Regions from separate parts of the Homo sapiens genome. Here region 2 is linked to region 1. A link is an interaction called in ENCODE POLR2A ChIA-PET data of the cell type or tissue named here. Cell type or tissue: Panc1. All regions are shown on one strand. Links, peaks and the distances in the headings refer to the core of each region. The heading gives the core; the rest is flanking DNA. Region 1 overlaps GLOD5 (glyoxalase domain containing 5). Region 2 has its middle 7.1 kb from the start of WAS.

Region 1 (5,375 bases), core at 366-5,365:
CCTGACCTCAGGTGATCCACCCGCCTCGGCCTCCCAAAGTGTTGGGATTATAGGCATGAGCCACTGCACCTGGCAGATAATCCATTTGTTTTTATCACTGAATAATATTTCATTGTCTGGATGTGCCACAGTTGATACATCCATTCACTTACTGAAGCACATCTTAGTAAGGCATTTTTTGCTTTCTCTGCATTTACCTTTTTTGAAGTTATTCCAAATTCTCAAGGGTAGTTCAATCTCTGGAAACCTCTTTTTTTTCCCCTTGGATCTGTCTTTCCTGGGGTCTTTCTTACACCTGTTCCAAACTGGACTGATGGTTCTCTAAGTACCTTTCTGGGATCTTCCTCTTGGGATCCATTGTGGCCTGACTTCCATGTCTTCCATATTCCCAGATTCATAGTCATCCAATGTTGGTTTTTTTTTTTTTTTTTTTTGAGATGGAATCTTGCTCTGTCACCCAGGCTGGAGTGCAGTGATGCGATCTCGGCTCACTGCAACCTCTGCCTCCCAAAGTGCTGGGATTACAGGTGTGAGCCACTGTGCCCGGCCACTCCCCCATTTTGATATAGCATAGCCTCAGGTAATTTTCAAAGCAAGTGGGAAATTTTGTAAGACTTCGTATGACTAAGAATGCTTTTATTCTACATTTACATTTTTGTTTGATTTTTTTTGATACAGTCTTGCTCTGTCACTCAGACTAGAGTGCTGTAGTGCAATCTCAGCTCACTGCAACCTCTGCCTCCCAGGCTCAAGCAATTCTCATGCCTCAGCCTCCCAAGTAGCTGGGATTACAGGCGTGCACCACCATGCACAGCTAATTTTTGTACTTTTAGTAGAGATGGGGTTTTGCCATGTTGGCCAGGCTGGTCTCAAACTCCTGACCTGAAGTGATCCGCCCACCTCGGCCTCCCAAAGTGCTGGGATTACAGGCATGAGCCACCGCACCTGGCCCCTACATTTACCTTTGGTTAATAGTTTGGTTGGACATAGAATTCTAGGTGGAAAATTTTCCCCTCAGAATCTTGAAGGTGTCCTTTTATCTTTTGGTCTCTGGTCTCTTGGAAAATCTGATATTTGTTTTTTTTTCCTTTGTAGATAATCTACTTTTTAATCTCTATGAAAGCTCTTAGGATCTACTTTTTCAGTTTGATGTTCTATAATTTTAGAAGGATCCATGTTAAGTGTCAACATGCTGGATACTTGGTTAACCTTTTCCATGTAGAGACTGCAAAGTTATCTTGCATTGTTTCTATGATAATTTCCTCCTCTCTTTTTTCTCCATTCTCTCTCTGGAAGTCCAAATATTCAGTTTGGAATCTCCTCTATTGATCTCTTTATATTTTCTCTCAGATTTCCTGTGGTTTTCCTTTTAGAGTTAAGTTATATGTTAAAGTGTTATCAACAAATTTTAGCCCACCTGAATTTTGGCATTTGGGGAAGTGCTTACCTTAAAAGTCATGACCTCCATGCCCAGGATCTTGGAATAAAACATGGTGGTGTCTTTGATGCTCTTCACCGTCATCACGATGTGGTCAAGTCTACGGATAAGACATGGGGGAGGGGTCTGACTGCTGTCCCTCCATGACTAAAAAAAGAAAAAAAAGTCAGAAGAGACCACATTGCCACTTGTCAACGCCTGTGTTTTCTTCTCCTCACCTCCCCCTACCTCCCCAATTACACTACTTCCTCCTCACCCCCCTTCAAGGGGAAAGGCCTGAGAGAATACTTACTGGTAGAGTCTTACTGCCCATGTGTGGATTCATGAGAGCCCACATGTCTACCATGACCACTTTCCACTGTTTCCTTGTTTCCTTTTCTTTTTTTTTTTTTTTTTTTTTTTTTGAGACAGAGTCTCACTCTGTTGCCCAGGCTGGAGTGCAGTGGCACAATCTCACCTCACTGCAACCTCCGCCTCCCAGCTTCAAGCGATTCTCCTGCTTCAGCCCCCTGAGTAGCTGGTACTACAGGTGTGTGTCACCACGCCCAGCTAATTTTTGTATTTTTAGTAGAGACGGGGTTTCACTATGTTGGTCAGGCTGGTCTTAAACTCAAACTCCTGACCTCAAGTGATCTGCCTACCTCGGCCTCCCAGAGTGCTGGGATTACAGGGGTGAGCCACTGCACCCAGCCTTCTTGTTCCCTTTCTCCTCTTCCAGAAGTGAAGATTAGGGGAGTGGAGACCAAGACAATGCCCTCCCCTGTTTTTCCCTAAATAGAATTCATCTCTTTTCCAAGAAGTGACAAGACACAGAGGAGGCCCAGTCCTGTGAATTGGCCAATTTTACCCAGCCCCCTCCTTTCCCATTCTGCAGCTTCAGTCACAGAGAACAAGACAAGAAGGGGGCATCTCAGAAGAAATGAAGGTTTCTGGGCGTGCGTGTTTACAGATCCACCTTGACACCCAGAGGGAGGACCACTCCCCAACCTTCCACTTTCCCGCCCTCAGCACACTTCCCATCAGATCTTTCTCTTGACTTGAATTATTTAGTAATTTGAATATTTATAGTATCTATGCTACAGGATTATAAAGCACCTGTGGTCTGGCACTATAGGCAATGGAGTATAATGCTTAAAAGAATAGATTCTAGTGGTGGCACCTGTAATCTCAGCACTTTGGAAGGCTGAGGCAGACAGATCCCTTGAACCTAGGAGTTTGAGATCAGCCTAGGCAACACAGTGAGACCCTGTATCTACAAAAAAATATGAAAATTAGGTTGTGGGGCGCTCACGTGTAGTTCTGGTTACTTGGGGGCCTGGGGTGGGAGGATCACTTGAGCCTGGGAGGCGGAGGTTGCAATGAGCTATGATCACTCAACCGGACTCCTGGGTGACAGAGCAAGACTGTATCTAAAAAAAAAAAAAAAAAAGAAGATTCTGGAACCAGATTGACGTTTAAATAATTTATCTAATTTATCTGTGCCTTGGTTTCCCCTTCTATAAAATGAGCATGATTTTATACATGTAGGATTATTGTGAGAGTTTTAAAAAAGTACTGTTTTTAAGGGCATAGAACAATGCCTAATACATATCAAGTGCTATAAAACGATTGATGATGATGATGATGTGTGGTCATCTTGTTAAAATCTAGACTCCAGTTACAATGACACCCTATCTCTACAGCCTCATCCATTGCTCTTGAACTCCAATCTACACTGTCCTTTAGCCTGTTCCTCATAAGGACCACCCTTGTACCTTTCATTTATGGGCCTTTGCAGATGGTAATGCCTGTCTCCCTGACTAGAATGTAAGCTTCATAAGAGCAGGGACTTCTGTCTGTTTTGTTCCCCACTCTTTCCCAAACAACTAGTTCAATCATATTTGTTCAATAAATAAATATCTACTGCAACAACTAGGGACAGTGCTTGGCACAAAGTCTGACTAGTTTCTATTCTGTTCGATTCGATTCCATTGGATTCCATTCTATTCTGTTCTACCCTTTGCTATTTTATTATTTTCTATTCCACTGCGTTTAGTTCCATTGAAACCAGCCCATTTTAAACAATTGATTTCACTGAGCTCCAGCTAAAAAAAATCCTGTACCATTCTATTTTCCTGAGTGGAGGAGGCATTAGCAAAGTTGCTGAGTTTTGCTCTCCCGGTGGATACAAAAGATCCACATGGACATAGGAACTGCAGAAAGAGAAAATGACCGACATTTTGGCTCCATTGAAAATAAAGTCATATGTTGAAATAAATTTTATTAACTTTCTTTTTTAATTCCCTTTTTGAGACAGGGTCTTGCTTTGTTGCCCAGCCTGGAGCATGGTGGCATGATCACAGCTCACTGCAGCCTCAACCTCCTGGACTCAAGCAATCCTCCTACTTCAGCCTCCCTAGTAGCTGGGATTACAGGTGTGTGCCACCATGCCCAACTATTTTTTGTTTTCTTTTTTCTTTTTTTTTGTAGAGGTGAGGGCTCACTATGTTTCCCAGGCTGGTCTTGAATTCCTGGGCTCAAGCAATCCTCCCTCCTCAGCCTCCCAGAGTGTTGGGGTTACAGGCATGAGCCACTGCACCCAGCCCTTATTAACCTTCTAACATCTGTAGAATCTGTCACAATACCCTGTTTATATTCCTGATATTGGCAATCCATATATTTTCTTAATTTCTCGAGAGAAAATAGACATTGCTAGTATTTTATTAATCTGTTCAAAGAATCAACTTTTAACATTGTTGGCTTTATTGTATCTTTGCTTTCTATTTCACCAGTTTCTGCTGTTATAATTTCCTTCCTTCTACTTTCTTAGGTTCCACTTGCCATTCTTTTCCCAGTTTCTTGATAGGGAAGCTCAGGTCATTGATTTTCAACTTTTCTACTTTTCTGATCTGTGCATTTAGAACTATAGATTTCCTCTAAGCACTGCTTTGGCCACATCTGCATCATTTTGATAGTCTGTTAGAAATAAACTCCACCTATTCCTCCCATTATTCTATTCTTCCCTGCCAGCTTAGATTCACTCCCCAGATCCTGCTTTGCAGACTCGGAGCTCCATCCTTGCAAATTCAAGGACGAGCAGGGATGGCTGTCTTCAATAACAGGAAGGCCAGCGTAGCTCAGAACCCAAGAGTGAGTGAGAGATAAGTGGGAGGGCAAGGCAGGGTCTGGATCCTGCAGACTCTTGGAGGTGAAGTTACAAAGCCTGCTTTATAAAATGATGATCAAGACATAGTCATCACACAAAGGACTGGGTGCAGTGGCTCACGTCTGTAATCCTAGCACTTTGGGAGGCCAAGGTGGGTGGATTACATGAGGTCAGGAGTTTGAGACCAGCCTGGCCTACATGGTGAAATCCTGTCTCTATTAAAAATACAAAAATTAGCTGGGCATGGTGACGTGCACCTGTAATCCCCTACTCGGGAGGCTGAGGCAGGAGAATCGCTTGAACCTGGGAGGCAGAGGTTGCAGTGACCTGAGATTGCACCACTGCACTCCACCCTGGGCGACAAGAGCAAACCTCGGTCTCAAAAAAAAAAAAAAAAAAAGACATAGTAATCACACAAGGCTTACTGTGTGCCAAGCCCCGTTTTACACACTCTACAAAAATATAATCCATTTTATTTCTCACCACAGCATATAAAATCCCTATAGTCAGAGTGCCCGGAACACCATGTCCTTCCTCCTTTGGCCTCCTCTACAGGGAAGTGTTCTGTCTTCCTACAGGGTCCTCTTCAAGGTCCCCTTCAGGTTGCCAGGGGCCTCTGAATTCCTCTCCTAAAGCTCAAGGTCAGCGCTGTGTTTCCTAGCCTCTCTCCACATGGCCTTAATCATGACAGCTTTGGGGGCACCCTGCGTGAGCCACCTTTGTATCTCTCCACCTGTCCCTGGCTAAACTGGGGGAGGAGCCAGCCCTCAGCCCCGGCCCAGCCCTGCACAC
Region 2 (5,375 bases), core at 184-5,183, 88 kb after region 1:
TTATTTCTAAGTAGCAGACAAGTGTAAAATGTATATTTTTCTCTAAAAAACAAAACAAAACAAAACAAAAAAACCTGAAGCAGGCTGGGCGTGGTGGCTCACCCCTGTAATCCAGCATTTTGGGAGGCCAAGATAGGTGGATCGCTTGAGCCCAGGAGTTTGAGACCAGCCTGGGCAACATAGCAAAACCCCATCTCTACAAAAAGTTTTTTAAAAATTAGCTGGGTGTGGTGGCATATGCCTGTAGTCGGGGAGGCTGAGGCGGGATGATTGCTTGAGCCTAGGAAATCGAGGCTGCAGTGAGCTGTGATTGCCTCAGTGCACTCTAGCCTGGGCAACAGAACAAGACGTCGGCTCTTGAAAAAAAAAAAAGAAAGAAAAACTTAAAGCACATTTTTGTTATTTTAGTCCCTAATAGAATGAGTTTTCCCATTATAGACTATAGTGATTTACTAATCATTTTAGTATCACTTTTCATATTCATATTTTTTGATTACTCCATTGACTGGCATCAATAATTTGGAGCTGGTTTATTACGTTTATATGTATCCACAAACTCTTTTTAAAAAAAATTTAAATTTTTTTCACTCCGTTCTTCTAGTCTGATGTTCTCATCAACTCTTGCTGTTCTGCACTGGATGCCAGTACTTGGTGAGGTGATGACCTCAAAGATAATTTGCTCTCCTGGGCCTTCAAATAGACTCAAAAACAAAAACAGGAACTTTAATCCAGCTTTTCTGGTTGCTCTCAGCAGGAGAGTTGGTCTAATGCAAGCCAGTTCACACAGCAGAAGTGTTAATTTACTTCACAGTAATACAGCAAACACCAGGAACCCCCAAGAACCAGGATGGACCCCATCACCTTCCCCTCCAACCCCTAGGGGCACCAGATGAATCACCTCCTGTTTATATCTTGTTCTTATTTTGCTTCTTGTTGGGAAGATATTGACTACAAGGTCCTGATCACCACACCCCAAGCCCAGAGTAGGTAATAAGACATGGGGGGTGTCTTCCACACCTGGGCCACCACTGACTGAATCCATGCAGGAGACCTAGGCATGGGGAGGGTCCAACTGCTGTCCTTTAAAACCAAACTGAGGCCAAGATGGCAAAATTTACGTTGCTGTATCTTCCTCCTCCCCTCACCGTACTATCTTCATGGTCCTCCGTATCCCTGACTGAGGGTTGCTTCCTGGGACAGGCCTGACCTAAGGAAATATCATTTCCCAACCCTCAGACCCAATGCTCCCTTTTAATAAGAAACATTTTTGGAGGCCTCCTTTTACTATCCTGAAATGACATTCACATTCATGTACATTACAAGTCTTGCTGGTGTGGGACAGCCCCCCAGCACCAGACCTCTGCCCATTCAATGCCAAAGCACCCTCAAGGAGGAATTCCCAAAACACACCCCGAGGGCAGGCAGGAACAGGACCCTTGTCTGTCTGGTTCAGTGCGGTATCCCCACCACCTAGCACAAGACCCTGAATGCACTAAGTAAATAATTGCAGTCTGGATAGCTATGCTGTGATTTACTGCCCTCTTCCAACAAGGCTTCCCTCTCCTCTGTTCACTGCCCCTGCGTGGGGAGCCAGGGAAGAAAAACGACTCAGGGTGCGCAGGGGCCAGCTCCCTTGCACAGAGAGTTCTACACAGTTCACTGACGCTGTGGGCAAATGGATGCTTCAGGGGCCCTCTGTCCTGCCGGGGGCGGAATGAGGACAGGGTGAGCACAGAAAGCAGAGACATCTGTAGAGTCAATGACGCAGTGGTCAGAACACAGAGTCCAGAGTGCACAGCCTGACCCTTGCCCTGGCCCTGGCGCTTCTCAGCTGTGTGCCTTCTGGTAACCTCTACAGGGCCTCAGGTCTCTCATCCAGAACGCGAAGATGATAATAGTAGTTAAGGTTGTTGTGAAGATGCAGTGAGATGATTTGTGTAAAGTGATCAGGAGAGCTTGGCACGTGTTATAATTATTCATTACTGTTGCCGTTTCTATGAAATAGCTGAGTAACTTGGATCAATGAACTATCATCCCTGACGCCTAGATTCCCCCCTCCCTCAAGCGCCTCCTCACCTTCCTCCCTCAGGCTTCCAGGTTCCACCACCATTGGTGGATGGTCAGGAAGCCAGTATGCGCGACCTCCCTTTTCTTTCCCCTGCTGCAAAGCCCATCTCAGAGTTCCCTTCTGTGGGGCTCAGCCAGACACCCCCAGGGCTGGGACAGGCTCCTGGAGCCCTCCCCGCCAACCAGAGACCCCGCCCTACTCCCCGCACCTGCACAGGAAAACCCTGGCCCAGTCAGGCCCCACCAGGACCAACCAGGGAACCAGAAGTCTCCTCCCAGTCCCTACCTTGCCCTCACCCTCAGCCACCACCAACTCCCTCTGGGCGGGCGCGCCCTACCTTCCTGCGCCTCAGTCTTTGTGAGCCCAGGAGTGCCCACTCCCCAATGTGTGTGCCCCTGTGGGTGTCCAGAGCCTTGTCTGTGTGACCCTAGGGGTGTCTACAGCCCTGTGGGTGGACCCGGCAACCTGCACTCTCCAGCGTGTGCGACCCTTGGAGCCCGCAGCCCGCAATGGCTGGGCATGGACGCGCGCACGGAAGCGTCCACCCGGGGCCGCACCACTGGGGAGGGGCGGCCAACCCGGGCGCACCGTTTTGTGTTGTGGGAGGAAGGCGCCCCCTTCCCCGCGCGGGGCCGGGTCGGCCAGTCCTGGTCCCGTCCTACCGGCTCCCCTCGCCCCGGGCGGCCGTTGGCCTCTCTCCTGCCCACCGCGTTGCCCTCTCCTCCTTTGACTTAGTCTTGACCCGGCCCTCCCGCACACGAGCTGGCAATTGGCTCAGGGCCGGGGGGGAGGGGGTGTGGGGGGCTGTGAGCTCTGATTGGTCGATGACTGAAGTCGGGTCCCTGTGCTTCTCGGTAGCGGCCCGGGCCCGCCTCCGTCCCTGCGCGCCGGGCTCCCATTGGTCGCCGCTCTGGAGCATGCGCAGTGGGTGCCAGTCCAGAGCCCGGGCTCCGGGAAAGCCGTGCTTTTGCGGTTCCGGTTGCTGGTTCTCACACCGCTGCGTCGTGTGGGGTTGTTGGCCCGAGAAGGGGCAGGACAGGGTGCGCGCTGGCGGAGGTTAGTGAGGTCACATACCGGGCCTTGGCGCCTGGTGCACTGGGCGCCTCCACCGCAACCTTCGTAGCAAACCCAGCGGGGTTCTCTGCCTGGGCACCATGGTTCTTGCGTTCATTTACTGTCCAGTTTCTCATTCCGAAAAGTGTGGCTGTGAGTTTGATCTGCAGGAGTAGGACGGGCACAGGGGGTGTCTGGTCCTCCTCGCACCATAAATCGCAGAGCGAGCCCCCTGTGGTCTCTGGATATAGTATACCAAAGTTAGATTAATTGTACTCCTTATCACAGGCCGGTCTAACGTTCGCAGCAGTGAAAAAGCCCTACGTGCCAGGGCCTTTGGCGAAGCGTGTGTAAGGGAATAAACACTTTCCTCAGTTTTCCAGGCGCAAACGGATGGTTTTGGAGCATTAAGGTCTGGTCGGCTGGGGCAGGATGGCTGCGTTGACACGTCTTATTTACCACATCGTAGGTGAGGTAGCCACTTACCTCTTTACAGATTGAAATTTTTACATTTCATGTTTATGTAAGTTGAAATAGAAGTATATATTACAAGCATTATGAAAGTATGTAACAAGGCTGGGCGCGGAGGCTGACGCCTGTAATCCCAGCACTTTGGGAGGCCGAGGTGGGCAGATCACTTGAAGCCAGGAGTTCGAGACCAGCCTGGCCAACATGGTGAAACCCCGTCTCTACTAAAAATACGAAAATTAGCCGGGCATGGTGGTGCACGCCTGTAGTCCCAGCTACTCGGGAGGCGGAGGCAGGAGAATCATTTGAACGCGGGTTGCGAAGGTTGCAGTGAGCCGAGATTGCGCCACTGCACTCCAGCCTGGGTGACACAGCAAGACTATGTCTCACAAATAAATGAATAAAATATGTAACAGTATGTATAAATGTATGATTTATAGGGATGGAGCAGAGGGGACCCAATTCATTGCCCTGGGGTAAGTCACATGATGAAGGGAAGGGGGACTGTTGATTTTTTAACTTGGTGCCCAAAATGTTAGGAAGACTGACCCCTAAGGCATCTGCCTTCACCAACTGGGACAAATTTCCCTTAATTAGCTTGGAAACTCAAAGAGCCCAGTGCTGCCTCCACTGCTGAAAACACACACTGATCTTTGTATCAGGTCTTGTCCCGAGGAAGATCGTGTGCAGAGGATTAGAGAGCTGGGTACAACACATCAAAGGTTCAGATAAAGTGTGAGCATTTAGTCATCATTGAATGTTTCTGAGGGTGGCTGGCCTTGTAACATGCATACTTCACTTTAGTACCTCTGCGCAGGCGCCGTAGGAGGTGAGAGGTGCATTGTTTTTCTTTGGGATCTTGCCCTAATGGTTGTAATATGGTATAGTCAAACAGAATAAACTATATAACCTCTTTTAGAGAAACACAAACAAAAGTAATACAATTAAAGAAGGCAAGAGGGAAGAAAAGAAAATCTTTAGCTTATGAATAAAAGAAAAAGCCTATTTGAATAGAATAAAATGCTAAAAAGAATCCCACATTCCAATAAATATAGCTTGCCTTATAAATCAGTAGCCATTTAAATAGTAAGGATTTTATCACCATCATCAACCCCATTTTAGACCTTTATTATGGCAACTTGAAGAGAAAGAGTTTTTTTGGTGGGGGTTGGTGGGGGGAGGAGACTAAGTTTGGCAACTTAGGGAAAAATGCAGTATGTGTGTTTATAATCTTATGATCAATTGAGTTTTCAGAAGATTAGGTGATAAATATGTACATATACGTAGTGTTAGCATAGCATGTGTGAGTGATGTAAGTTGCTCATGGAAGCTTTAAAAAGTTATTAACTGGCTGGGCGCAGTGGCTCACGCCTGTAATCCCAGCACTTTGGGAGGCCAGGGTGGGCGAATCACCTGAGGGCAGGAGTTGAAGACCAGCCTGGCCAAGATGGTGAAACTCCGTCTCTACTAAAAATACAAAAATTAGCCAGGCATGGTGGCGAGCACCTGTAATTCCAGGTACTTGGGAGGCTGAGGCAGGAGAATTGCTTGAACCCGGGAGGCGGAGTTTGCAGTGAGCAGAGATTGCGCCATTGCACTCTAGCCTGGGCAACAAGAGTGAAACTCTGGGTCGGGCGCAGTGGCTCACGCCTATAATCCCAGCATTTTGGGAGGCTGAGGTGGGCAGATCACCCGAGGTCAGGAATTTGAGACCAGCCTGGCCAACATGGCGAAACCCTGTCTCTACTAAAAATTAAAAAATTAGCCGGGCATGTAATCCCAGCTA

Evidence for each region. ChIA-PET counts read pairs that join two places held together with the same protein. Peaks named below come from ENCODE experiments on the same cell type or tissue, not always from the same donor. Only the 100,000 strongest peaks of a DNase experiment are listed, where the experiment ranks them.
Region 2: POLR2A ChIA-PET joins it to region 1 with 15 read pairs; 2 of 35 experiments call an interaction of 5 or more read pairs at or near these places.

Annotation. Positions count from the first base shown.
Region 1 is chrX:48,762,045-48,767,419 of GRCh38, reverse strand. It overlaps GLOD5 (glyoxalase domain containing 5), which reads right to left. Exons shown (of 4, transcript NM_001080489.3): 2 at 1,448-1,585. Among named protein-coding and RNA genes, the nearest start is that of GLOD5, 3.0 kb to the right of the region's middle. RefSeq lists a silencer at 2,101-2,395, an enhancer at 2,101-2,395 and a cis regulatory region at 5,179-5,375. In Panc1, for the core only: a CTCF peak has its summit at 5,212; no DNase peak of the experiment used is centred there.
Region 2 is chrX:48,674,030-48,679,404 of GRCh38, reverse strand. It overlaps a transcript of WAS not described here. Among named protein-coding and RNA genes, the nearest start is that of WAS, 7.1 kb to the left of the region's middle. RefSeq lists a silencer at 2,532-2,961. In Panc1, for the core only: no CTCF peak of the experiment used is centred there; a DNase peak (open chromatin) is centred at 2,964; H3K4me3 peaks cover 1,976 bases; H3K27ac peaks cover 1,384 bases.